Regions from separate parts of the Homo sapiens genome. Here region 2 is linked to region 1. A link is an interaction called in ENCODE POLR2A ChIA-PET data of the cell type or tissue named here. Cell type or tissue: Panc1. All regions are shown on one strand. Links, peaks and the distances in the headings refer to the core of each region. The heading gives the core; the rest is flanking DNA. Region 1 holds the start of PNCK (pregnancy up-regulated nonubiquitous CaM kinase). Region 2 overlaps ATP2B3 (ATPase plasma membrane Ca2+ transporting 3).

What was found. ChIA-PET counts read pairs that join two places held together with the same protein. Peaks named below come from ENCODE experiments on the same cell type or tissue, not always from the same donor. Only the 100,000 strongest peaks of a DNase experiment are listed, where the experiment ranks them.
Region 2: POLR2A ChIA-PET joins it to region 1 with 10 read pairs; 4 of 35 experiments call an interaction of 5 or more read pairs at or near these places.

The regions. Positions count from the first base shown.
Region 1 is chrX:153,670,444-153,681,508 of GRCh38, forward strand. It overlaps PNCK (pregnancy up-regulated nonubiquitous CaM kinase), which reads right to left and starts at 3,370. Exons shown (of 12, transcript NM_001366977.1): 1 at 3,337-3,370; 2 at 2,566-2,635; 3 at 2,123-2,254; 4 at 1,683-1,757; 5 at 1,437-1,575; 6 at 1,106-1,229; 7 at 842-917; 8 at 635-747; 9 at 475-553; 10 at 301-388; 11 at 7-151. The coding sequence starts at 2,633. The coding sequence ends at 14. RefSeq lists a silencer at 324-579. In Panc1, for the core only: no CTCF peak of the experiment used is centred there; no DNase peak of the experiment used is centred there.
Region 2 is chrX:153,555,711-153,566,775 of GRCh38, forward strand. ATP2B3 (ATPase plasma membrane Ca2+ transporting 3) reads left to right here. Exons shown (of 22, transcript NM_001001344.3): 14 at 339-518; 15 at 621-708; 16 at 1,207-1,313; 17 at 2,402-2,593; 18 at 4,019-4,232; 19 at 4,966-5,177; 20 at 6,425-6,532; 21 at 9,211-9,393. Among named protein-coding and RNA genes, the nearest start is that of CCNQ, 38 kb to the right of the region's middle. RefSeq lists enhancers at 4,679-5,463, 9,846-10,458. In Panc1, for the core only: no CTCF peak of the experiment used is centred there; no DNase peak of the experiment used is centred there.

The DNA.
Region 1 (11,065 bases), core at 1,361-9,360:
ACACACCTGGGCATCACCACTTGGGGGGCTGGCCAGCACGGAGGCCTGAGTGGCTGTGGCGGGCCATGCCCTGCTCAGAGGCCCCCTCGCCCTCTGGGATCTGCCCCAGCTTCCGGATGTGGCGCAGGAACGAGGTGGCATTGAAGGCTCGCTGCCAGAAGAGAGGGAGATCAGGCCAGGCCTGGGCCCAGGCCCCAGCCCCTAGACTGTGAGGACTGCAGTGGTCACTGGGCAGCCACGGCGATCAGGCTACAGCTGGGGTGCGGCGGGCGACCACACTGGGTCTCTCTCCACACTGACCTTCCAGTGTGTCCGAGCAAAGTTCTTCCGGATCTGCTCACTGACAGAGCCTAAGATGTCCCTGTCGAAGGCTGTGTCCCCAGAGATCCTGGGGAAAGGCTGAAGGTCAGGGGGGGTCTCTCTGCAAATGCAGGCCCCCTGGCCCTGGGGCAGCTCAGCAGGGCTCCCACTCACCAAAGGTGCCGCAAGGCCTGTTGGCAGGTGAACCTCTTCTGGGGGTCTCGCTCCAGAAGGTGCCGGATGAAGTCTTTGGCTGGAACAGGGAGGCTGGGTCAGCCTGTCAGGTCCCCACTCCCTTGCATCACCTCCAAGCACGGGCCAGCCTCAAGCTCACCTGATTCTGAGATGTCATCCCAGAAAGGAGAGTCAAACTCATAGCTGGCCCTCAGGATCTGGCTGAAGAGCTCAGGGTCGCTCTCGTCGTAGAAGGGGGGGTACCCACACAGCCTGGCACCCACAGATGAATCATCCAGCTGTCCCACCCTCCCCAACCCAGCAGGGGCAGGCAGGCAGGAGACAAGCCTTCCCAGCGGTCACTCACAGGATGTAGGAGATGACGCCCAGGGCCCACACATCTACGGCCTTCCCGTAGGGTTTCTGCTCCAAGAGCTCTGGGGCTGGGGGCCAGAGACAGACAGACGCACGCACAGGCACACACGCAGCCATGCCGCTCAGTGTCACTGGCTCGGCCTACTCAAGCCCAGGAATGGCCCACACAAAGGCAACGGGCACAACAGCCTTCCCGGCTGTCTAGGGTCCCCCAGGCCACCCCACTCCCAGCAAGCCTCAGGGTGTCGTCCCTCACCCACATATCCAGGGGTCCCACAGGCGGTGCCTAGCATGTTCCCAGCCTGGATTTTGGAGAGTCCAAAGTCAGAGACCATGATCTTCGAGTCCTCAAAGGGCGTGGCATACAGGAGGTTTTCGGGCTGTGACACACGGACACCGGGAAAAGGGCCAGTCAGTCCTGACGCGGTGCCGGTGCTGGGACAGGATGGGGACTAGGCACTCTCAGGTTCCCCAGAGCCTTGGTGGAGCAGGAGATCAAGAAAGGCCCCAGCCGTGCTCCCGGGAAAACAAAGGCAGGGCCAGGTGGGCAGGTGGGAGGGTGGGGTGCAGAGGCCCCAGCCAGGCACCTTGAGGTCCCGGTGCACGATCCCCAGGCTGTGCAGGTAGGAGACGGCGCCAAGGACCTGACCCACCAGATGGCTGGCATCCTTCTCTGTGTAGGAGCCGCGCTCCATGATGCGGTCAAACAGCTCGCCACCCGTCACCCTGGGGGTGCCAGGGGTTTGGCTGACCCAGGCACTCAGCCTGGCCTTCAGCCCCACTCACTGCTCAGTCCCTCCCCGGCTCCCACAGCCTGCCCAGGCCCTCCTCACAGTTCCATGGCCAGGTAGAGGTGGGAAGGGCTCTCGTGGACATCCTCCAGAGCGACGATGTTGGGGTGACTGATCCTGCAATGGCAAGGAAGCGCCTGTGGGCCAACAGAGTCAAGGGGTGCTCTGTCCTGAGGCCCTGGGGAAAGCCTCCTCCCTCTTCTCTTCCTCCCACCTCTGCTCCCCATTCCCTACCACATGCCACCCCTGCCCGGTCCAGGAAGGCAGAGCTCCAGCCTGAGCCCCGGCCTTCCTTCTAAAGCCCATTTGAAAAGCACAGATCAATATCAACTCACTCCCTTTGCCACAGGGATGTGCAGGCCCAGAGAGAGCACTGCCCCAGGCCTCCCAAAGGTTGGTGGCCAGGCCTGGACTAGAGCCAAGGACTGCTTGCACCCCCCCATCGACCTATGCCCCGTCCCAGGGCCCCGCGAGGTGCGCACCTACGGAGCACTGCGATCTCGTTCTCCACCAGGGCCTCCTTGCCCCGGAGGGCCTTCTTGGGGATGCACTTGAGGGCCACGAGGTGTGCGGAGCCCCGCTCCTGGGCCAGCACCACCTCGGAGAAGGCACCCCTGCCGCAGACGGGGCGGTGGGAGGTGGGAAGGAAGTGGGAAGAGAGGAGAGGCAGGAGGGAGAGAGAGTGGAGCGGGGAGGGCCCCCTGTGAAGGAGATGGGGAGGCCCTACCTGGCCCTGTGCCACCCCCCACCACCACTCACACATGCCATCTCACAGACTCACTCACATTCACACACCCCTACATATTCACACACACACACATCATCTCACACCCACTCGCGTAGTCACACACACATGCCATCTCACACAGGTACACACACACACACACACACACACACACGATCACACACGCGCGCGCACACTCACGAGCCGAGCCTCTCGCGGATCTCGTAGACGCTGCTGATGTCCTCCGTGTGTTTCTTCAGCAGCAGCATGTCTGCAGGGGCAGGGGAGAGGTGATGGGGGTCTCTCCCCGCCCCGCCGGGGGCAAGGGCAGCTTCCTCCTCCACCCCCTGCCAGGCAGGCCTCAGCCATTGCCGCTGCGCGCTCGACCCTCCCCTCCCCCGTCCAGGTCCACACCCCCAGACGGACGCCTCCCAGCGAGGCCACCGCATACACGCCTCCACATCCCAGGCCTACAGCTGCTATCCCACGCACCCTCCCCCGCACCCCGAAGGCGACCAGCGCCTGGATGCTGCCTCTCTGCCTCCACACATCCGGCCGCTTTCCAGAAGGCTCCATGCTCACCCACGCCGTCCCTCCCCCATCCACACATCTACAGCGCCCAAGCCCCCACCCCCGCCTAGACCCGCCACCCATGGCACAGCGCCCACAGGCACCCGCTGCCCAAGCCACCAAGCCGCCCGGGATGCACCTGCGACCCCCGCGCGCAGCCACCTGCCAAGACCGCGGCCACCCACGCGGCCGCAGACGCAGCCCAGCCCTCGGCGCCGCGGAGCAGGGGGACCTGGCAGCCTGGGCCGCCCGCGTCCCGAGCTGCGTGGACCGAGCGCGTGCGGGCAGGGGGCGCGCCAGGCGTGACAGGTGTGCTGCGGACGCGCAAGGCTGCGGCGGCCGCGGGCCGGATCCGGTGCGCCCCCGCCCCGCGCGTCCCCGCGCCCCGGAGCAGGTGCAGACCTGGAGCGGGTGCCGCAGCGTCGTGCCGCGCAGTGGCCGCAGCGCCAAGCCCCCCGCCCGCGCCCCGCCGGCCCCGCCCCCTCCGCGCACGCCCCCGCCAGCCGCCCAAGCACGCAGTGGCCCAGCGCGGCCGCGGCGCCGCAGGGCACCTTGTAAGGCAATCGCCGGGATCCGGCTCGGGTGCCGGCCGCCACCGCCCAGCCCACTGCTCGCTCGCGCCGCCTCCCGGAGCTGCGGCCCGGCTGGGCCGGCCCCAGGGCCTTTGCACCACCGGTGGCTGTCTCCCGGAGAGCTCTTCGGCCACAGGTCGGCAAGGCTCTCTGCCTTCCAGTCTCTGCCTTCACCGCCTCTCCGAGGACAGGCTGACCCGGCCACTTGCCCGAAAGCAGCCTCCATGCCTAGCTCCAGGACCCTGCAACCCTGCACCACAGCTCTGCCACCCTGGGCTCCCGGCACTCACTGGGCTCCCTCTGGCTCCACCATTAATCCCTCACCCTCGCTTTCTTCTCTACCCAGCAGCCAGAGCATTCCTTTTATTGAGATCATGTCACCCTCCTGCAGCTCTCTATGTCAATCCAAGTCAAAGCATGAGTCCTTAGGGGGCGGCCTAACGACTGCCCTGGCCCCTCCTCCTCCACCTCTTCCCCGGCCACACTGGCCTCCTGACGGCCCTAGCCTTTGCTCCCCTGCCTGGAATGTTCTTCGATCAGATATCTGCCTGGCTTGGCTCCTCGTTCCATCAGATCTCGGCTCAAATGTCCCCTCCTCAAACCGGCCTCCCCCGCCCTGCCCCTGCCAATTCTCTCCGCATAACCCTGCCCTGTCTTTAGAACGTCCAACCGCAAAAATCACCTTCTTCGCCTGGTCTTCCTCACCAAAGCGTCCGCTCCCAGAGAGTGTATCTCCGCGAACCCAACCAAGACGAGCCCAGGAAATAAGTGCGGGTGACCGAATTCAATCCTGCATCCAACAGTTACTGGACCCCCCTCGCTGCTCGCCATCCAGTCCCATGAGGTTGTGGCCAGCATCACAAGGGTTCCGTCAAGTGACCGTGGGCCCTGGCATGACACGACGTCTTCAAGAGAGTCCACGGGGCAGGAAGAGTTTTTAAAAAATCATTTTTCCAGACCTCAACTCCCATATATACTCTGTGTAAAAACTGGGAAATCTGAGAAGGCCCCTAGCAGCTCTTGCCCCCTGGCCTTTCCCAGTCACCCCTCCCAGGACACTGCAGAAGGCTCCAGGGACCCCAGCACTCAGAAACTCCAGTCCCACCTGCTCCTCTATGTGAAAATGGTTTCCTGGGACCGACATCTAAAACAGAAAAAAATAGGAATGGAACTGATGGTGAGCCCCTTCTCATGACAGCAGGAAGTGCAATTTGTTTACAGATACCTACAGATAGTTCCCCAGAATGTCTAATACGCCAATGGTGCTTTGCCCAAGCAGAGTTCTACAACATGGTCCTGGGTTATAAAAAGAAATAGAAATACACATATTTCTGTGCCCCAGAAAAGTAATAAAAAACTGCCCGCGTGGAAAGAGATGGCACAAAGAGACCTATCTGAGGGGCAGCAGATGGAAACTGGAGGCCAGAAGGAAAGCACCCACCTCCAAAGTGGGCCTGGGAAAGACGAGCCAGCGGGCAGGTATTGGTCCACGAGGTGACTCAGGTGGCCCTGGCCTCATGTAAAAGCTGATGGCACAGTTTTTGTTTGAATCATTGTATCATGGGGTTTTTTTTGGTTTGTTATTGTTGTTGTTGTTTGAGACAGGGTCTCACTGTCGCCCAGGCTGGAGTGCAGTAGTGCCATCTCAGCTCACTGCAGCCTCTGCCTCCTGGGTTCAAGCAATTCTCCCGCCTCAGCCTCGAGTAGCTGGGACTACAGGTGCATGCCACCACACCAAGCTAATTTTTGTATTTTTAGTAGAGGCAGGGTTTTACCATGTTGGCCAGGCTGGTCTCGAACTCCTGACCTCAGGTGATCTGCCTGCCTCAGCATCCCAAAGTGCTGGGATTACAGGCGTGAGCCACCGCACCAGGCCTATATTGTGTGTTTACAAGAGAAATTACACCCTCCGGCCTGGCAAGGTGGCTTATGCCTGTAATCCCAGCACTTCAGGAGGCTGAGGCTGGAGGATCACTTGAGCCCAGGAGTTCCAGCCTAGCCTGGGCAACATAGCTTTTCTTTTCTTTTTTTTCTTTTCTTTTTTTTTTTTTTTTTTTGAGATGGAGTGTAGAAAGTAAAAAGTTCCTCTTCAAAGTTTCCCTTCTTATTAAAAAATAAATCATAAGTTTAGAAATAATAGTTTCTTTTAAAGACTAACTTCCTTCAAGCCTCCTTGCTTTGTGCTAATAACTCTTTGTTAAGCCCTATCCTATGTAGCTGTTAAACATGCTTACAGGCACGTAGTACATTCTATGTCCTTGTACTTTAACCAAGATATCTGTGCTGGACGTGCTCACAGGCATGTCCCAGCTCGCAGCCTATCTCCCTTTCCTATTGGGGAATATTATTACTTTTCTAAGCCGTTTCGTAAGCAACTTCCTCTTTTCCTTTATCCTTCCATTACTTTTATCTATTTTCAAAAGTTTTAAACTACTAGCCAATCGGGTTTTAGGTTAGATTGTGAGGTCTGGCTGCAGCCAATGGAAACAGGACACAGTAGCAAGGACAAACGGCATAAGGAATAAAAATTGCTTCCCTCCTTTGTTTGGTGTACTCATGTGGCAAAACTGCTGGCGAGTGTACCCTTTCCGCAGAAAGTTAAAAAATGGCCTTGCTAAGGAGATTAAACTTATGCCGGGTGTGGTGGCTCATGCCTGTAATCCTAGCAGTTTGGGAGGCCAAGGTGGGCAAATCACCTGAGGTCAGGAGTTCGACACCAGCCTGGCCAACATGGTGAAACCCCGTCTCTACTAAAAATGTAAAAATTAGCCGGGCATGGTGGCTCACGCCTGTAATCCCAACTACTTGGGAGTCTGAGGCAGGAGAATAGCTTGAACCTGGGAGGTGGAGGTTGCAGTGAGCCAAGATCGTGCCATTGCACCCCAGCCTGGGGCACAAGAGTGAGACTTCATCTCAAAAAAAAAAAAAAAGAAAGAAAGAAAGAAAAAGAAAATTAAATTTATGTTCAAGTGCTATTTCTTTGTGCCACCGGGGAACAAACATTTCTAACATGGAGTCTCAGTCTTGTCACCCAGGCTGGCAGGCAATTGTGTGATCTCCGCTCACTACGACCTCCGCCTCCTGGGCTCAAGCGATTCTCCCACTTCAGCCTCCCAAGTAGCTGGGACTACAGGCACCCGCCACCACGCTGGGCTAATTTTTGTATTTTTGGGTAGAGACAGTTTCACCATGTTGGCAGGCTGATCTCGAACTCCTGACCTCAGATGATCCACCCTCCTCGGCCTCCCAAAGTGCTGGGATTACAGGCGTGAGCCACCGCGCCCAGCCACCTGTGTCCTTTTGATGTCCGTTCATCACTGCATGTGTGTGTGCATGCCCGTGTAGGTGTGGGCGTGTCTGTCTCTGTGAGCCCTTCCTTACTTTCTGGCTCTGTGCTCATCCCTTATATTTCCTGAACCGGTCCTAGAAGCAGCCGTTTTCTCTAAGGAGCCATTTTTGAGAGAATGGTGTTGGAGACGAAGATCTGGGCGCTAGGTGTGCCCATTGTTCCTGGAGTATTGCTGCTTCTAGGCCCTCTCCACTGACAGCAAGAACTTATAGTGTGTGTGTGTATATACATATATATACATAGTGTGTATATATATATAGTGTGTATATATAGTGTGTATATATAGTGTATATATATATATAGTGTGTATATATATAGTGTATATATATAGTGTGTATATATATAGTGTATATATATAGTGTGTATATATATATAGTGTGTATATATAGTGTATATATAGTGTGTGTATATATATAGTGCATATATATAGTGTATATATAGTGTGTATATATAGTGTGTATATATAGTGTGTATATATATAGTGTGTATATAGTGTGTGTATATATAGTGTGTATGTATATATATAGTGTATATAGTGTATATATAGTCTGTATATAGTGTGTATATATACACTAACCCATGTACATATAGATAGATATGTAGTATATATAGTGTATATATATACACTAACCCATGTACATATAGATAGATAGATATACAAGCCCATATAATACCCATTTAATATATATACCAACCCATGTTATGTTACTAACATAACATCTATAAACAGATACACACGCGCATCAGTATCTATATTAAACTCAACAGGAGTGCACACTGATGTCTCCAACTCTAATCCATCACCACCTGGGTCATTCTAGCTGCCTGCCCTTGCTTGTCTATAACCTCCCACTCTAAAAGTGAGAAACCCAGGCCAGGCACGGTGGCTCATGCCTGTAACCCCAGCACTTTGGGAGGCTGAGGCAGATGGATCATCTGAGATCTGGAGTTCAAGACAAGCGTGGCCAACATGGTGAAACCCCAAATCTACCAGAAATATGAAAAATTAGCCAGGCATGGTGGTGCATGCCTGTGGTCCCACCTACTCGGGAGGCTGAGTTAGGAGGATCTCTTGAGCCTAGGAGGTCAAGGCTACAGTGAGCCATGATTGTGCCACTGCACTCCAGCCTGGGCCACACAGCAAGATCCTGTCTCTAAAAATAAAATTAAAAATTAAAATTAAAGTGAGAAACCTGGCTCCCACCGTCTTCCATCCATTGCCGTAGTTCTTGAATTCCGGTATAAAGGTGGAGAGGTTGCAGAATCATTCACCTCTACCCTGGTGGGGGGTGATCTTATCAATTAGAGTGCGGCGCTTATGTGTTCTTCCTTTTGCTCTTAGTCTGACAGATGCCTATTTTAAGTTCCCTCTGTCTGCTGTAAAGTTCTATGGGTTTTGACATATTCAGAGTGTCACGTGTCCACCATTACAGCATCATACAGAACAGTTTCCCTGTGCTACAGAATCCCTGTGCTGCGCCTACCAAGCACGATCCCCTCTCTCAGACCCCTGGCAACCATGGATCCGTTTTCTGTCTTTTTTTTTTTTTTTTTAATCTATTTTGCTTTTTCCGGAATGTCAGGTAAATGGAGTCATAGAGTAGGTAGCTTTGTCAGGCTTTTTACTATGCAATATGTATTTAAGATTAACTTATTTCTTTGCATGGGTTCATAGCTTTCCCCTCTTTATCACTGACTAGTATTCCATTGTCCAGATATACCACATTTTATTTGTTCACCTACTGAGGAACATCTTAATTGCTTCCAGTTTTTGCCAATTACGAATAAAGCTGCTAATACTATCGCACTGGTCTTTAAGGAAAAAAAGGCTGCTATAAATATATGTGGGGTGGTTTTTGTGTGGACATAAGTTTTCAAATCATTTGGGTAAATACCAAGGAGTGTGATTGCTGAATTGTATGGTAAGAGTATACTTAGCTTCGGAAGGAACTGCCAACCGCTTTTCAGGGTGGCTGTACCTCGTCACATTCTCACCAGCAATGAGTGGGAGTTCTTGCTGCTCCAGGTCCTCGCCAGCATTAGGAGTTGTCAGTGTTTTGGATTTTGGCTATCTAGTAGGTATGCAGCGGTATCTCCTTGTGGTTTTAATTTGCAATTCCCTAAAGATGTATGCTGTTAAACATCTTCTGATATGCTTATTTGCCATTTGTATTTCTTCTTTGGAGAGGCATCTGTTCAGATCTTTTGCCCATTTTTAAATTGGGTTGTTTTCTTATTGAGTTGGGATTTTTCTTTTCTTTTCTTTTCTTTTTTTTTTTTTTTTTTTTTTTGAGACACAGTCTTATTCTGTTGCCCAGGCTGGAGTGCAGTGGTGCAATCTCAGCTCACTGCAACCTCTGCCTCCTGAGTTCAAGCGATTCTCCTGCCTCAGCCTCCCGAGTAGCTGGGATTACAGGCACCCGTCACCATGCCCAGCTAATTTTTGTATTTTTAGTAGAGGCAGGGTTTCACCATGTTGGCCAGGCTGGTCTCGAACTCCTGACCTCAGGTGATCCACCTGCCTCGGCCTCCCAAAGTGCTGGGATTACAGGCATGAGCCACCGCACCTTGCCAAGACCCCATCTTCTTCAAAAAATTTACAAATTAGCCGGGTGTGGTGGTGTGTACCCATAGTCTCAGTTACTTGGGAGGCTGAGGCAGCAGGATCACTTGAGTCCAGGAGTTGGAGGCTGCAGTGAGCCATGATCATGCCACTGCACTCCACCCTGGCAACCAGAGAGTGATAGCACAACTCAAAAAGAAAAGAGAAAAGAAATTACACCCTTTGCAACTGTGTAAACATCTGCTGAAATCCTGTACGTGTCAACTTTGAAATGTATGTGTGTTGGTTGGGTGGTGGTGATGTGATACGGTTTGGATGTCTGTCCCCTCCAAATCTCATGTTGAACTATAATCCCCAATGTTCAAGGTGGCGTCTAATGGTACGTTTTTGGGTCATGGCGGTGGATCCCTCATGAATGGCGTGGTGCCGTCCTCACAATAATGAGTGAGTTCTTGCTCTGAGTCCATACGAGATCTGGTTGTTTGAAAGAGTCTAGCACCTCCTCCACCCTCACTCTCTTGCTCCCATTCTTGCCATGGATATGCCGGCTCCCTCTTCACCTTCCACCATGAATGGAAGCTTCCTGAGGGTGTCACTAGAAGCAGATGCTGGCACCACACTTCCTGTATAGTCTCCAGAACCATGAGCCAAAATAAGCCACTTTTCTTTATAAATTACCCAGCCTCAGATTTTTTTTTTATAGCAATGCAAGAACGGGCTCACATATGACAGATAAAGAGCTGTAGTCCCAGCTACTTGGGAGGCTGAGGCAGGAGAATCACTTGAACCCGGGAGGTGGAGGTTGCAGTGAGCCAAGATTGTGCCACTGCACTCCAGCCTGGGCAACAGAGTGAGACTCTGTCTCAAAAAAAAACCTAGCCTTCAGGGCTGGGCGCGGTGGCTCATGCCTGTAATCCCAGCACTTTGGGAGGCCGAGGAGGGTGGATCATCTGAGGTCAAGAGTTCGAGATCAGCCTGGCCAACATGGTGAAACTGTCTCTACCAAAAAATACAAAAATTAGCCGGGCGTGGTGGTGGGTGCCTGTAGTCCCAGCTACTTGGGGGGCTGAAGTGGGAGAATTGCTTTAGCCCAGGAGGCGGAGGTTGCAGTGAGCGGAGATCACACAACTGTCCGCCCGCCTGGGCAACAGAGTGAGAACCTGTCTCAAAAAAAAAAAAAAAAAAAAAAGGACAAAGGACACAGGAGCCAACCGAAAGAGAGTCCAATGGTCCAAGATGGAAAATTTGAGCAAGAAAATAAAGAGTTGTGTTAGATTAAAACCAAATATAAGGTACACATCTATGAGTCCATACCGTTATAAATAAATGATTACATAAATAAATGTGGGAGAACAGACAACACTCCTGCACAGAACAAAACATTACTTGTGTAGATACTGCCCCTCCAGGAGGTGGCCCCGCTCCCTAACTGGGCCTCACGGAGCGGCTTCCTTCCCAAGAGCACGGTATGGAAAGGGGGAACAGTCACTTCCCAGTGGAGAGACCCGACAAACAGGACCCCAGCCGGTCGTTCCAGGTCTACATGGCCCCCGATGAGGCGCTTCACCCCCGTGGTCTTCCTCCTGATCACCCCTGAGGCCCACCTGATCATGGGAAACAGCAAAAGTTTCCCAACAGAGGTTGTTT
Region 2 (11,065 bases), core at 1,461-9,460, 110 kb before region 1:
CAGGTGGTCCCCAACTTTTAACAATTTTGTAACTTGGTGCAAAGGTGATGCACATTCAGCAGAAACTTTACTTCGAGTCCCATGCTTTTCCCTTTCAGTGCAGGATTCAATGAGTTACATGAGATAATCAGCACTGTATTCCACAATAGGCTTTGTGTTCAATGCTTTTGCCCAACTGTAGGCTAACACAAGTGTTCTGAGCACGTGAATCGGATGGCTTTACTCTCACCTCTGCTGGACCTTGGGCCACCTGCAGATCTGATGGAGGAAGGGGTACTGCCTCAACCCAAAATACGTCTTGCCTCGATGGCCCCGCCCACCTCTCTTGTCTCTTCTAGGTCCCTGAAGCTATCCGAAAATGCCAGCGTGCTGGCATCACAGTCCGCATGGTGACTGGGGACAACATCAACACGGCCCGGGCCATCGCAGCCAAATGCGGCATCATCCAGCCCGGGGAGGACTTCCTGTGCCTAGAAGGGAAGGAGTTCAACCGGCGGATCCGCAATGAGAAAGGCGAGGTAGCACCCGGCTGTCTGCCACCCCAGACCCCCCTTCTCCTCACCCCAGCCCCCTGCGTGCCCGCCTTAGCTCTGCAGCGTCCTTGTGCTTCCCCTCCCCAGATAGAACAGGAGCGGCTGGACAAGGTGTGGCCCAAGCTGAGGGTGCTGGCCCGGTCGTCTCCCACCGACAAGCACACACTGGTCAAAGGTAGCCGAGCCCCCACACCCCTTTCCTGGGGTGGCCAGCCCGAGGTTGTCTGCTTCCTGACACCAAAAGCCAGGTTCCCAAACAGGTCCCCAGGGCCTGCCTAGGAAGCTGGGTCCATTTGTCCCATTAGCCCAGAGCAGCAGGGCAGGGGCCCATGAGGGAACCAGGGTTCGGGGAGGGCTAGTGACTCACTCCAAGTCACACAGTGAGTCTCTAGAAGCAGTGGGTCTAGAGCCAGGGACCCAGGATTGTGTCCCCAGGCCCTAACCAGATCCCTATCCTCCCACCCTGGCCCTGTCACTCAGTGAGATTTGCTTACTTATTTGGGGATAGGAGATGATCCAGGTGACGGGGAGCACAGATAATTGGGACAGTCAGGACGGGGTAATCCCAAAGGGTTTTCACAGCCAACCTACCCCCATAGCTCCCTGGGCAGGGCTACACAGGGTTGTGGTGACAGATGGCCCCAGCCCTGCCCTGCCCTGATCTGTCTTCCAGGGATTATCGACAGCACCACTGGTGAGCAGCGGCAGGTGGTGGCTGTGACAGGGGATGGCACCAACGATGGGCCGGCCCTCAAGAAGGCGGACGTGGGCTTCGCCATGGTAAGCCACCTGGTGCCCGCCCAGCTCACCACGGCAGATGGGGCCTGCATCTGTCCCATGGACATTAGCTTTGTACCAGGAAGTGGGAGCCAGTGTCGGGGCAGGTTACAGAGTGCCTGAAGGTTCTTTCTTTCACATCCTGGCCACTTGGGCCTGCGTGGGCTCTGCCAGTCGGGGGACATGTGGTTAAAGGCATCTGCTGTGATGCCCAAGGTGACAGTGGGCCCCAGACATACTGTGGAGAGGAAGGGGAATGGGGGGTGGGGGCTCATCACTGATGGCATTGCCCACCCCCGTCCTCTCTAAATGGACTCTCAGCCCCAGATGAGGTGAGCAGAGTCCCCAGATGTGCTCTTCCTCTGCACTTCCTTCCTGTTGCTCACCCACTGAGCAGGGTAGCCCTGCAGACGCCACCCACATGGCTGGTTGCGGCCCCTCAGTGGCCCCACAGCCACTGAACGCAGCAACCTGGTGAGCCCCTCTCCCTGCCCTACCGAAAAGGAGTGTCACCCAGGGAACCCAGCCCAGTCCTTCCCAGCACCCGTAGCCCAGAAGGGAGCTCCAGCCCAAGCTTCGAGAGGTGGCAGCTCTCACGGGGCCAGGCTTGGGGCAGAGGAGAGGACTGCGCAGCTTGGCACAGCTGCAGCTGCGCCTCCATGGGACAGGGACTCCTCTGCAAGGAGCCGCCCCGCCCAGGGTGTCCCCATGCAGGACTTCCCAGGGCTCCTTAGCCAGCAAGCCTCTCTGGAGTGCTAAGAACAGACCACGCTGCTTGGTGGCCACGTGGTGGCAGCTGGGCTTTATGTGTAAAGCTGTGTTGATGCCATGTCATCAGCACCCTCTGTGTTTATGAGCAAAGCCCCCCCCCCCACCGTGACATGTGACAACTTACTGTTTGTAGTACAAGAATGTGTTGCATTAAAAAAAAGCAACAAAAAACAGTGCTGTTCTTGGCTTTGGGGGGCGGGGTGGGATGTTATTCAGAAGGGGAGAGCAGGGAGCCAGCCCAGGCGGGCCAGGTGATCAAGGGGGGCTGGGGAAGGGGCCCCCACAAACACTCTGTGTGAGTGTGTGTGTCACCCCCCCAGGGCATCGCAGGGACCGACGTGGCCAAGGAGGCCTCCGACATCATCCTGACCGATGACAACTTCACCAGCATCGTCAAGGCAGTCATGTGGGGCCGTAACGTCTATGACAGCATCTCCAAGTTCCTGCAGTTTCAACTGACGGTCAATGTGGTGGCTGTGATCGTGGCCTTCACAGGTGCCTGCATTACTCAGGTGGGTACTGGGGGCTGCCATGCCCCAGCTAGGACACCTGGGCTCAGGCCTGAGGGCCAGATTGTGAGAGTGAGGGTTTTGTTTTCTTTGCTGCAGATTATTTTAATTGAGATCAAATTCATATGCCAAAAATTCACCATTTTCAAGTACATAATTCAGCACTCGAATTTGTAGGACATTCACCACGTTGTGCAACCATTGGCTCTATCTAGTTCCAGAAGATTGTCATCATCTTAAAAAGAAACCCTGTGCTCTTGAGCAGTCATTTCCCCATTTCTCCCCCAAACATCCCAGCCCCCGGCAACCACTCACAGGCTTCCTGGGTCTATGGATTTGCCTGTTCCGGACATTTCATTCCTATGGGATCAAATAATATGTGGCCTCTTGTGTCTGGCATCTCGCTTAGCACCGTGTTTTCAGGCTCACACACACCGTAGCATAGGGCAGGACTTTCTGCCTTTTCATGGCCTCATAACACTCCACGGCACAGACTGCCACATTATGTATGTCTGCCCTGATGGACACATGGCTCGTTCCCACTTTTTGGCTCTTGTGAATGGTGCTGCCAGGAGCATCTGTGTATGAGTTTCTGCGTGGGCTATGCGTCCCATGGGAACCCTTTCTCAACAGTCCCATTTTCCCCATTGGTGAGTGTCCAGATTTTCTTCACCCCGCCTTAGAAAGGGGGTGTTTAAATTGCCTGCTGATCAACTTGGTCTTTTCAAAACAATTTTTTAAATTGAGATAAAAAATCACATAACAAACTTCAACAGAACCATTTTAACCTTTTGAAAGTACATAACTCCGAGGTTTATATCCCTCCACTGTCTATTCCCAGAACATTCTCATCACCCCAAAAGGACACCCAGACCCCGTGAGCAGTCACTCTCTACTCCCCAAACCCCAGCCCCTGGCACCCACTCATCTGCTTTCTCTCTCTATGGATTTGTCAGTTCTGGAAGTTTCCTATGAATGGAATCAGACAGTACGTGGCCTTGTGTGTCTGGCTTCTGTGAGGCTGATTTTTAACGAACAACTCAGAGGAGCTGAGAAGGAAGGTCCAGTTCAGAGTTTCTGCCTCCTCCTGCCCCTGAGGTGCAGGAGACAAGGAGAGCAGCCCTCACTCTGTTGCCCCAAATGGCAGACCCCATCGTCGGGCTGTTTTGTGGTCTGGGGTTTTTCACCTCCTGCGAGGGATTTGGAGCACACCTGCTGCCAGGTGAGAGAAGGGAGGCGGGCACGTGACAGCCCAAAGAAAACGCCCCACTAGCGTAAAGGCGATGTAGGGATGGAGATGTCTGTTTTCATGGGCATGAAATCCTGGTGATGTGGACCCCATGAGGAGCCCCCAGGAGCTACTGGGTTTCCACCCCCAACCTTCCCGGGCAGGCGGCCCATGGAAAGGTGACTGCCTCCTCTCCATAGGACTCTCCTCTCAAAGCCGTGCAGATGTTGTGGGTGAACTTGATCATGGACACATTTGCCTCTCTGGCCCTGGCGACGGAGCCACCCACAGAGTCGCTGCTGCTGCGGAAGCCGTACGGCCGCGACAAGCCCCTCATCTCCCGCACCATGATGAAGAACATTCTGGGCCACGCCGTGTACCAGCTCGCCATCATCTTCACCCTGCTGTTTGTCGGTAGGCTGGCCAGGGGCACCCGGGAGGACTTCAGGACACTGTTGCCACCACCTCGGGCTCAGATTCTGTCTGGTGTGTCTCCACCTGTGTCTCCGCACCCAGTACGGGGTGGGACGCTGCACTTCCTGACTGGACAGCACACAGGGGAAGGAGCAGATGGGCCAGGCTAGCAACCCTGCAGCCAGGCCTGCTGGTGGCCTACAGCTCTTTCGCAAGCCTCTCCTCCCAGGCCGCTGAGCAGCTGAGAAACAGTTCATGTCTTGACATCCTGCCCACGGCTGTGTAGCTGTGTAGAGTAGGCAGCTTCTACCCAGCCCCAGAGTGGCCACGGTAACCCTAGGAACAGAACAGCCCACATTTACCCTGTGAAGATTGCTCCTGTGGAGTGACTGGGGTGCCGTGCTGGAAGCTGTGAGGTGGGTGGGGGGTGACCGCAAGAGAGAGGAAGAGGAGGAGGGCGTCCGAGGAAAGCCAGCCTTAAGAACTTCCCTTCTTAATCTCTTCCTTCCTGCCCTCAGGCTCAGGGTCTGGCCCCTGGCCCAGAGGGGTCTCAGGACTCTGGTTGGTTGAGCCTGGGGTGGGTGTGGCTGCCTTGGGCCTTGGCCGTGAGCTGGAAGTGGCCATCCCCTGGGACAAGGGACCCATCTCGGGAGCTACACACCGAAGTCTCGCTCCTGAGTAATGCGTCATGCGCTGAGATGACTGTGCCTGAGTGGGGAATGTTGCTTTCCAGGGGAGCTCTTCTTCGACATCGACAGCGGGAGGAATGCGCCCCTGCACTCGCCACCCTCAGAGCACTACACCATCATCTTCAACACGTTCGTCATGATGCAGCTCTTTAACGAGATCAACGCCCGCAAGATCCACGGCGAGAGGAACGTGTTCGACGGCATCTTCAGCAACCCCATCTTCTGCACCATCGTTTTGGGCACTTTCGGGATTCAGGTAGGAGGGGCGGCTCCACTCTTGGCCTCTGCCACTTGCAAAAAGTGGAGGTGGTGGGCTTCAAGACCCCTCGTCCACCCCTAGTACTGGCCTCCCCACCTCCACTCCCAGAAGGAGCCCCACCCCACCTGGCTTTCCTGTAGCCCCCGTCCTCTCTGCATGTCGGAGAGGGCCTTCTTCATCTTCCAAACATTGCCGGCCTTGCCCTGGGTGAGCGCGCTGGCTTCCAGAAGGGTTTCGTGAGCCCTCATCGGAACGAAGTTTTCTCACAGATGCTGGAAGGAGTCCTCCCTGGCTCCCTCTAGGTCTGCCATTCCCATTTCTAGCACTTAATTCCTTGGCATGAGGCTGCCATAACTCCAGAAGTTTCTTTTGGAGATGACCTCTGTGCCCAGTGCTGACACACTAACCTCTGCTTCCCACAGTGCTGTGGACAGGCTGGTCAGCCCCACTGTCTAGGAGGGGCTAAGTGTTCTAAAATATAGTGTATTTGTAGAAAAATTGAGGTATAGTAAGGCCAAAAGGTCAAGAGACAGTTGCCACTGAAAGACAGTTTATGACTCAGAGACCCCAAGAGGAGGACACATGCCACACCATAGGGGCCCACATGGGAGAGCGCCAGGCAGGAGGTGGGGTGTGAGAGCTGTGGACAAGAGCCTTTGCTGTGGTTCCCTCGGGGAGGAGCAGGTGAGGCAGGGCTGGTAGGCTCAGGACTGGCTAGGTTGCGTCATTGCAGCGGTTCCAGGGCATACGGGTGCTCCCTGGCTGTCTGGTACCTGGTCCTGGGTAATGAGTGCAAGGGGATAGTGGCCCGGAATGTGACAGTCCAACAGAGGACGGGGTCAGTTTGCATTTGGACAGCTTGCCCCTGCAAATTGGATGCCTCCCGAGGAGGCAGGAGGCCAAGACAAGGTGACCTCGGCAGGTTCTAGGGTCCTCCAGAATGAGGCATGTCCAGCGTGCCCGCAGGGTGGGTGTCACAGCCTCCGTCTTGCTGAAAATAGGAGCATGGTCAGTGGAGCTGGGCCCCACTCCGAGGCTGGAGTCAGTAGGTGCCTGGCACCCAGGGGCGCTGGGGGCCATGCACTGCTCTGTCATCACGCCCCCGGCCTTGTGGTCCTCTCGCAAGGAGCAGCCCGTGCAACTGGGGGAACCAACCAGGGTGGCTGGGTCTTCAAGGGGTTGGAGGACAAGGGTGGCTCAGGAGCCGCGGCTGGACCTGCCTCTCTCCCACTTGCCCTTCGCAGATTGTCATCGTCCAGTTTGGCGGGAAGCCCTTCAGCTGCTCCCCACTATCCACAGAACAGTGGCTCTGGTGCCTGTTTGTTGGTGTTGGGGAGCTGGTCTGGGGACAGGTGAGTGACAGCCCTGCCCCTCATTTCAGACTGCCCTGCAGACAGCTTCTGTGATGGGCCCACTTGCCCTAACCCTGCTTCAGAGCCTTGGGGTCCTCACCCTAGGAAGCACACTGAGGGCTCAGGCCTGTGACACACCAGGACCCAGGGACAGGACGCAAGGGAAGGTGTCAGCAAAAGAATGCAAAGGAACATGGCTGGGATGTGACAGGGCCCAGGAAAACTGCCCGCAGCTCCCCTTTCTATGATAAGAGCCAAAAATTGCCCCTTCCAATTGGGTGGGTAGCTTGGGAAATCCCCACATATTTTAAATCAATCAAACAGCACCCTGATCAATAATCCATGGGGCGAAAAGAAAGTCTCCAGAGAAATTAGGAAATATTTTGACCTGATGGAAAGGACAGAGAGTCCCACATCGAGCTCTGTGGGCTGCAGCTGAAGCCGCACACTGGCAGGTTTCTAGGACCCCACAATTAGATCAGGAAGAAACAGCCTGGGTATTTAGGATCCGCTTATCTCTGTCTTCATCAGCTCCGACTGCCATAGCAAAATACCATAGACTGGGAGGCTTAGACAACAGACACTTACTTTCTCGAAGTCCCGGAGGCTGGATATCCAAGGCCAGGGAGCCAGCGGGGCCAGTTCCTGGTGAGGGCTCCTTCCTGGCTTGCAGACAGCCGCCTCCTCACTCTGTGCTCACATGGTGGACAGAGGGAGCAAGGTCTCTGGTGTTTCCTCTCCTAGGAGCATTAATCCAGTAGGATCAGGGCCCCACCTTGGTGACCTCATTTAACCTTGATCACTTCCTTACTCCAAATCCAGCCACACTGGGCACTAGGACTTCAACACATGAACTGGAGAGCACAGTTCAGTCCATAGCATTCTGGCTTTTCCTTTTTTTTTTTTTTTTTTTTTTTGAGACAGGGTCTTGTTCTGTTGCCCAATGTGGAGTGCAGTGGTACAATCACAGCTCACTGTAGCCTCGAACTCCCAGGCTCAAGTGATCCTCCTATCTCAGCCTCCCAAGCAGCTGGGACCACAGGCACATGCCACCACACCAGGCTAAGTTTTGTATTTTTTGTAGAGATGTGTTGTGCCATGTTGCCCAGGCTGGTCTTGAACTCCTGAACTCAAGTGATCTGCCTGCCTCAGCCTCCCAAAGTGCTGGGATTACAGGCGGGAGCCACCATGCTCGGCCTGGCTTTTGTTTCTTGATCTCTGTGCCGGCCACAGGGGCTGCTGCAGCTGCTGCAGATGCCAGCCTTCTTGCTGGCCCCAGCATTAGTGTCCTCGGGGACAGCCCACCCAGTTCCTGTTTCATTTTCAGAATTCTCCTTTCCCTCTGCTACTGCACCTCACCTCCGAATCACACTTGAACCTGGTTGCTCCATGGAGTCCCTTCACTTCCCGAAACCTGGACTCTAACCACAGCCCAGAGGGGTGCCAGGCCCTCTTCTTGCTCTTCAAGCTCCCAGGCCACTGGCCTTCTGGTCCCCCCAGGAATGTGGCACCAGCCTGTAGCTCGGCCTCTCAGGGCTACTGGGTTGTCCTTTTCATTTTTAACCTTGTTCAGTTACAAAGATAAAACATGTTCAAGAGAAAAACGAAAAGAAGGGAATCTCTGTGAACCAGTCCTCAAGTCCCCTCCTGGCCATGTTCGACAAATACACTGGCATAGACACACAAGACAGACGAGACGTCTTGCTCTAGAACTCCAGATGCCCATCATCCCTTTCTGTGGCTTCCCCTGCGTCCTTCTAGACTGTTCCCCCCACTTCCCAGTGGCCTACAATATGCGAAGCCATGCCCTCTCTTTACTCCTGCCAGGCTCCTTATCCAGTCACCCTTTCCAGCTGTCACCCTCCTTGTCACCTCCCACCCTCTCTAGCCCCCAATGCACAGGTCTTCTCTAGGCTGGTGTTCCTCCAGGAGATGCCCTCTCCAGGAGAGACTAGGCCAGAGCTCCAGCTGTCCTCTCCCAGGGGAGTTGCGCAAACAGCGCCTGTGTCTCCCAGCAACGGTGTGGAGCGACATGCAGGGAGTATTGTCAACCAGGGCAGCTCACCCAGGCCCCGGTGTCCAGGGCTTTTCTTGCGGTGGTTCACAGAGCCATGCTGTGGTCACGTGGCTGGCCTCCATCTCCAGCCCTCTGGAGGTCCAGCTGTTAGTGTAGCCTACGGGGCACGGTCCCCAGCCCCCTGCCCCACTGAGCCATGCTGCTCTCAAGCAGGATGTTCCAGGGGCTTAGCGATCCCTCCCAGGAGCCCTTGCTGCACCGCGTTCCACTCGGGCCACTCCCTGGGCCCTTTGGCTGAATGGAGCTCCATGGAGGATCCGCTTATCTCTGTCTTCATCAGCTCTGACTGCCATAGCAAAATACCATAGACTGGGAGGCTTAGACAACAGACACTTACTTTCTCGAAGTCCCGGAGGCTGGCCCAGAGCTCCACGTACTCCTGAAAATGCATCTCAGCCCCCCGGGGGAACACTACGCCAGTTCTCCAAGGGCTGCCAGTTCCCGGGGGGACTGCTCTAGCTTTACTCCCTTTGCTTAGTCACAAAAACAAATGACATCCTTTGGAAGAAGGAGGCCGGCGTCTCCCTCTGGAGAGGGACCTTACACCAGGCAGATGCTGCTCAGCCTGGCTCTCACGGCCACTTCCGTGTGGCTCCCCCAGGTCATTGCCACCATCCCCACCAGCCAGCTCAAGTGCCTGAAGGAAGCCGGGCACGGGCCCGGGAAGGACGAGATGACCGACGAGGAGCTGGCCGAAGGCGAGGAAGAGATCGACCATGCCGAGCGGGAGCTCCGCAGGGGCCAGATCCTCTGGTTCCGGGGCCTGAACCGGATTCAGACGCAGGTAAGCCCCGACTCGCTCTCGCCCTGGCACTTCCACCCCAAGAGGGTAGAGGCAAGCTGGCCAGCAGCAGCCGAGAGCCGGCCGTCTGCACCCGACACCCACAGGGAAACCCTTTGGTCTTGCTGCCAAGGTCACAAAAGCAGCTGCCAGTGTCCCCTTTGCCATTCCGGGCTGTGCCCGCTGATGGCTGTGGCACTGAGATCGCCTCTCCCTGACAGCTCCTTCAGAGCCCAGGCATCCCCTGTAGCTAAAGGTGTGTGTGGGTGACTAATGGCTCTCTCAGAGGCACAGGCCAGCACCGTCCTCATCACTGCTGGGGCTCCCTTCACTTGGTGGGAACGGCCCCAGGTCATAGGCAAGTGACAGTATCGGGAAGAGAGGCCCATTTCAAACAGCCACCAGCGAGCTCAAGGTTCACTGGTTGACACTGTAAATGCGATGGGGAGACTTCATTTGGGAAGTGGACTCTGGCCACCGAGTTGGTCCTTTCTGGTCATCCAAATCACCAAGGGTTAGGGCCGGCCAAGACCAAGGGCGTCAGCTGTGTTCCTCTCTGAAGTCAGATGGCCACCACTGCCACCAGTATCAGGCGCTTGCCAGAGCTACCATGCTCCCTTGTTCCCATCTCCTCCCGGCCAACAGTTTTGCCAGAATGCTCCAGACTCGCTGTGTCTCCACACCCCTCCCTGGAACTCTCTTGTGATCCCACTACAGCCTGGCCTCTGCCCACCACTCCCCAGAAACGGCGCTCGCCTAGGCCTGCGAGGCTCCCTTCCGGCTCGTGGGGTCGGGCTGTCCCTGCATCGTTCCTGCCTGCTGTGGGCACTGCCTGGAGACTTGCTGTCCTCACCCGCCTGGCACCCCCACCTCCTGCTCAGCCCTCGCCCCACCCTGCTGTGGCCCTTGAGTGCTGAAAATCCTGGCCGGGGAGGAAGAAAGGGCCCATGGGGACCCCACCTGCGGCCTGGCCCCTCTCCCACCGCAGCCCCTGCAGCCTCTCCTTCATGGCCTGCCCCTCCCCCAGCAGCCTCCAGAGGGCCACCCAGCATGCTTCACACTCCACCTCCTTCTGCAAGGCCTGGGCCACCATCTCTCAGGTCACAGCCATCACTCCCTGCCCCTCCAGGCCCTGTCCAGGATCCCCAGTTGCAATGCCCCTGACATGGAGCGACTGACCCTCCTCCCTGAGGTCCTGCCAGAGTAAGGACACCACTGCACACTTGGCTGCGGAGCCAGGGCCCGCCTGAGCCACCAGCCCCAGCTCAAGCGGGAATAGGCGGGGCCTGAGGCCACACCCCTTCCCAGGGTCAGTCACACATCACCAAGGGCCTGTCCCAAAGAATCATCCATGCAACTTGCACAAAGCTGTTCTTGGTGCCCTGGGTCCTGTGTTCCCTCCCAGTGGTCTCAAGGGCCGAGTCTCAAGGGACCCAGCCTCAGGGCAACCCCACTCCCTGGGCCTCAGCCTCCTTTGCTTGCCTTGGCTCAGCTCAGCCCCTCCAACACCACCCTCTGCAGTGGGACTGGTGGAGCCTCTCTCCATTGTCCTAAGGATGAAGTCTACGCTCCTGACCATGGCCTTCAAGCCCCTGCCTCTTGGTGTCACCCCAACCTTCCTGCACACCTGCACCCCTGCACCCCCGGCTGCCTTTCCAATCATGCCCTCTGCCCG